Regions from separate parts of the Homo sapiens genome. Here region 2 is linked to region 1. Evidence: chromatin contacts called from ENCODE Hi-C or POLR2A ChIA-PET data. All regions are on one chromosome and are shown on one strand. Each heading gives the region's core, a stretch centred on a gene start or an enhancer-like site at or near the end of the contact. The rest is flanking DNA. Distances are from core to core; before and after follow the strand shown.

Region 1 (2,700 bases), core at 112-2,611:
TGTAATACTATTTTTCACTTGCCTTTTCTGATTAATAATAGAGAACATACTTCTAGGTTACTTTCTATTTTGTAATGATTTTGCTGTTTTAAAAATGTTTTAAGTCTTTTTGTATATGGAAGAAAATTTTATTCATGGAATTGAGAGAAAAGAACAAGGACAAAAGTAAAAATCTCCTATAATTCCATCATACAAATAAATCATTTGGAAGTATAGAGAGTCTTTTTTTAGGATTATTTTTATTTTCTTCTGTGAAACAGGAATTGTTTGTACATCTTTTTTAGCATGCTGTATCTTTAACTTAGCAATATATTGTGAACATGTTTCCAGGTTAAAATATTCTTTTTTATCAAATTTTAAAATTGAATGTGTATTATAGATGGGCCATAATTTTATTTACCCAATATCTGTCATTAAACATTTGGTTCTTTTCAGTATTTTGCCATTTAGTGTAATGTTGTAAATGAACGTTTATAGTTAAGTAATTGTGCCCATTCAGTATGATTCCTTGTATGCATCCCAGGGGTGAAATTGCTGTATCAGAGGATTCAAAGTGGAAATTCTTTGACTTTGATGTGCAATTGTAGATTAGGCAAATAAGATGGTGAAGAGATTATCAACGGTGGAGATCATCAAAGGAGAAATGACGTATTTGTAACCTCTCAAATTAAGGGCATTTCCTCAGTATCATCAACTTCTTCCCATCCTTGGTTACCACATTGAGCTTACAGACCCCAAATCGATAGGCTCCTAGCCTCACTAAATTGCTTTCTTTTGCCCAAATATACCATGTATGTGTTTAGACCTCTGTGCTACTTTATTCCACCTCTGAGAGATAGCTTTTTCACTCTTTTTCATCCTTTTCATCTTTCAACACTCATTTCATGTATTATCTTTCCTGTGAAGCCCAGGCTAAAGTTAGTCAATAGCTCCATTGTCTTCTCACAGTTCTTGGCTCTCAGTTAGCAGAGCTCTTAGAATTCCATACTGTATATCTATTCATGTCTGTCTCTTCTAGAAAACGTGAACTATGTCTTATTTTTTCTTGTCTCTGATGTGCCCATCAGTGATTAGGACTTTGCTTTCAATTGTGATCTTCAGTCTTTATTAACTGCAACCCACAGTAAGAAACAATTTTACATCATGATGTATTATATGTGTTCAACACACACACACACACACACACACACACACACACACAAAACAAAAGTTTCATGGAATAAAATTTGCCATGACAGGATGTCATGCACTCATATTTTCTATTCTATTTGTCATTAAAAATGTTCTGGTCACAGTTCACCAAATCAGTTTACCTACTAATGAGTCATGATTCTCAGTTTGCAAAATTCTACTTAGCATAAGCTCAAGTACTGTTTGTTGATCTGAATTGCAAAACATTGGCTTATTTTGCAGCAAATCTCAGACATTATGTAATTTTATCTATACTCGATAGTGTTAAATGTATTAACATTGTTATGCAATGGATTTTTAGAGCTTTTCATTTTGCAAAACTGAAACTCTATACACATTAACCACTACTTCCCCTTCCCCTCCCCTAGCCCTTGGCAACTACTTTTCTACTTTCTGGTTCTATGATTTTGACTGCTTTAAATATTTCATATCAGTGGAATCATGTAGCATTTGTCCTTTTGTGACTGGGATTTCATTTAGAATAATGTCCTTGAGTTTCATCCATGTTGCAGCATGTGACTGGATTTCCTTCATATTTAAGGTTGCATAATATTCCATTGTATGTATATAGCACATTTTCTTTATTCATCTATTGATGGACATTTGGGTTGCTTCCATTTCTTGGCTATTGTGAATACTGCTGCAGTGAACATGGGTGTACAAATATCTTTTCAAGATCCTGTTTTGAATTCTTTTGAGTATATCACCAGAAGTGGGATTACTGGATCATATGGTAATTCTGTTTTTAATTTTTTGAGGAACCTCTTTACTGTTCTCCATGATGACTACACCATTTTCCATTTCCACTCACAATGCACAAGGGTTTCAGTTTCTCTGCAACATCGCCAACACTTATGTTCTGTTCTTTTGACAGTGACCATCCTAATGGATGTGAGGTGATGTCTCAAGGTGATTTTGATTTGCGTTCCTCTTATGATTAATGATGTGGAACATGTTTTCCTATGCTTATTGGCCATTTCTGTATCTTTGGAGAATTGTCTATTCATGTCCTCGATCCATTTTTAAATTGGGTTATTTTTGTTGTTTTCTCCTTGTTTCTTGATATATGCTCTGAATTGAATTATTAAACTGTGATTCGAGCATCTTACTTTGGCCTGTGAACCATTGTATTCTGTGACCTCTGGGTTAGCTTGCCTGGCAGTTTTCTTGGAGGTTTCTATTGCATCACGGTAATTGCCCACACGTCTTCTTCTTCTTTTTTTTTTTTTTAACTTTTAGATTCAAGGGTACATGTGCAGGTTTGTCATATAGGTACATTGCATGTCATGGAAGTTTGGTGTACAGATTATTTCATCACCCAGGTAATAGCATAGTACCCAATAGGTAGTTATTTGATCCTCTCCCTCCTCCCACCCTCCACCTTCAAGTAGGCCCTAGTGTCTGTTGTTCCCTTCTGTGTGTACACGTGTACTCAGTGTTTAGCTCTGACTTGTAAGTGTGAACATGCAGGATTTGGTTTTCTGTTCCTGCATTAGTTCGCTTAGGATG
Region 2 (2,860 bases), core at 102-2,601, 810 kb after region 1:
TCTCAAAAAAAAAAAAAAAAAATTTAAAAAATGGTTTCATAGGGATGGGAAAAGAGGGGTCCCAGGCCTAATTCCCAGTCTTTCTCCTAGGGTTGAGCTCCTGCCCTTTTTCCCCTAAGGCCAAACACCTGTCTCTGATGTCTGATTCCTCTTCTCCCAGAATTCTTCATTTTGGCCAAGACCTTCTTCCCCAGTCAAATTCCCAGAGACTCATATCTGGAGGACAGAAAGGCACGACCTTAGCTCTTCCTCAGAATGAGGAATAGAAAACAGTGGGGGGCCAGCTCACTTTTTAATAAGACACTAGTATTTCAGCATTCTATGAAGTCAACACCCAAGGAATGTCCCTGTCATCTGTTCTCACCTTGCAATTGCTGGTCCTGTTGTCTTCCCCAGCCCTCTCCACACCTCACTTCACCAGCCAAGCCATTGTTGGCTCCTAAGCATTTCAGTTCCTGATGGAGGAGTAAGACAGGTAGTCAGGTAAAGCTGGAGTGAGGACAAATGGGACTGGGGTGGCGGAATCCCTGGCAGAAAGTCAAGGACGTGAACATACAAGGAAAAATAGGCCACAGCCAGAGCACTGAAGGCCACAAATGTGAACCCCTAGCTAGGATATGTCATTTTATGCCAGGCAAAATCAGGACAACAAAGGGTTCTCAAGCATAGGTGCGACCCAACCAACCCTTCACCAGCCAGGAACATTTTCTGGTGTTAATGCCATCTTAGAAAATGCTGTGAAAAGCTCCTTGCACTGAGCTAGTTTCTCATCCCCTGATGTTTACACCTCTCAAAGGTGCATGGAGCCCCACAATGTGTCACTCTCTGATTTGTCACCTGGAGAACACAGCGCAGACATGTTTGGCTGCTTTAATATTTCTCTATAAATCAATCCTCTTTCCCCTTAATCATGTGGGTTGTTCTTCTCTGAACTTGCTCCAATTTGTCTACATCTTGCTGGGACTGAGTTGTCTAAAAGTGAACACACCCTTCAAATGCGGGAACTCTCCCTGCAGCCCCTGGCAGCTCCTGGCGACTCACTTCACCGCCCGGAGAATTCCGTGCAGGGCTCCAGCGGTGAGCAGAGTTGGAAACGGCCCATCCCCAGTTTCCAAAGAGGCCGTGTCTTTCTGTTCCTGAGCGGGCCCGTTTGTTATTTTTAGTGTCTGATTGTCAGGCTGCGGCATTAGAAAGTCTGTGGTCGCATTACATATTCCAGAAAGTCACATTGCTGGTGATGTGCGGCTGTATCGATGGATGAGTAATTGCTCGCTGTCAGGCCCACCCGGTGAAGCTGTGTCCTCCCAAGTTGTGAAAGGGGGATAGTGCGAGAGCCGCACCTGCCGCGGCCCCACCTGTCTGCGCTTGGCCGATGCCAGCACCTGCAGCCTTTCGTACCAGCGCCCTCTGCTGGTCGGACGCCCCACTTCTGGGCGCTCAGGGAGCAGAAGGGGCCTGGCCTCACCCGACAGCCCCCTGGCTCTAGGCAAGTGAGATATTATTATTCCCATTTTAAAGACCAGATAACTGAGCCCCAAAGAAGCGAATATGTGGCTCACAAGCAGAAAGGGATAACAGATGGAAGAACAACAATAATCAGAACAGCAACGCCAGTGAACCGTTGCACATCACTTAATTTGCCAGGGGCTGCAAACCCACAGACAAATAATGGCAGAAAGTGCAGAGAGCCAGGCGCAATATAAGGAGTGGATGGGGACCATGGCAGATCCCTGGTGCTCAGTCTAGAGGAGGCAAAAGCGGTAAAGCTCTGCCACGCAACCACACAGGGCCAGTAACGTCAGAACTTCTCAGAAGGCATCTATCCTTAAGTGTGAAATTTCTCTGATTTTGAAACAATTCATGGGCCAAACAAAATATGGCTAAGGGCTACATTTGATCCACTGCCCCTGCTTGTAACCCCTGGTTTACACAGAGTTATCTGACTTACTATCTCATTTAAGTTTCACATAATCCTGTGATATCATTACTGGTTTTATCCTCACCTTTGCAAACAAAAAAACTAAGGTTGAAGGAAGTTATGCAAATCTAATTTATGTTAGAAAGGAGAGTCAGACCTAGGCTTTCACATCCCAAAGCATAGATTCTCCTCCCTGAACAATACAGACAAGTATTTTACTTTGGGAGAAAGGAGACTGGCTAGCCCAACACCCTCCTTTTTAAGAGTGAGAAAGCCGAGGCTCCTTTGAAGGAGCCGCAAATGGCAGGCTGCACTTTACAAACAGTCTCAAGTCTGGTTCTTTCAAGTCATGATGTTGTCCTTTATTCTGCACTAAATTTGTTTTCTAAAGACTACGCCTATAGGCTGAGGGCCTCTCACCTGTGATTAGAACATTTGCTTTGAGTAGCTTTCAAGGAACAGAGCTGTGTGTGTGCTGCACCAACCACATGGTCTCAGCTGGCACCTATTATAATTCAAATTGAGAGATGGGAAACATTGAGATGCATTAAGCAAGATCAAACTTTACAACAGTTGGCACAGGGGCAAATGAATTCGGCTTGCCGACTTATTTGTTCGGCCCACACAAACCACTAAATAAATAGATAATCGTAATAATAATGTACACAGCATTGCCAAAATTTGTCAATCAGGTGATTTCGCATAAAAATTCAATTTCTCATATTCTTTTGCAAAATCCAAACATCTACCGCATTGGTTCTATATTCGCAGATGACGAGATTAGCTGGAGCTATGTTGTTGCCACCTCTTTCCAGCAGGGCATTCACTCAGCAACTCTCCCCAATACCTACCTCTTTCTATTGTCTCCCTGAGGCCAAACATCACTAGCCATTTATCATTGTGTTTGGGTCTTTCTTTTCATAAAGAAAATGAGTTGTCTCC

Evidence for each region. A loop is a pair of places that touch in the nucleus more often than their neighbours do. ChIA-PET counts read pairs that join two places held with the same protein, here RNA polymerase II (POLR2A). Pooled maps may share reads with other maps.
Region 2: a loop to region 1 is called in a pooled map, with 5 times the contacts of the local background. The contact joins two enhancer-like sites. A Hi-C loop is called at or near these places in 1 of 168 maps with a recorded cell type or tissue (naive thymus-derived CD4-positive, alpha-beta T cell) and 7 of 50 pooled maps. POLR2A ChIA-PET finds 5 or more read pairs at or near these places in 3 of 52 experiments (WTC11, naive thymus-derived CD4-positive, alpha-beta T cell and naive thymus-derived CD8-positive, alpha-beta T cell).

The regions. Positions count from the first base shown.
Region 1 is chr20:52,404,195-52,406,894 of GRCh38, forward strand. The region is part of intron 4 of LOC105372666 (a long non-coding RNA gene); the gene reads left to right. Among named protein-coding and RNA genes, the nearest start is that of ZFP64, 210 kb to the left of the region's middle. Within about 2 kb of position 1,362, at least 3 of the 41 ENCODE cell types and tissues checked have a DNase peak (open chromatin) inside an H3K27ac peak, as active enhancers do.
Region 2 is chr20:53,215,865-53,218,724 of GRCh38, forward strand. All of the region lies in intron 1 of TSHZ2 (teashirt zinc finger homeobox 2), which reads left to right. Among named protein-coding and RNA genes, the nearest start is that of TSHZ2, 240 kb to the left of the region's middle. Within about 2 kb of position 1,352, at least 2 of the 41 ENCODE cell types and tissues checked have a DNase peak (open chromatin) inside an H3K27ac peak, as active enhancers do.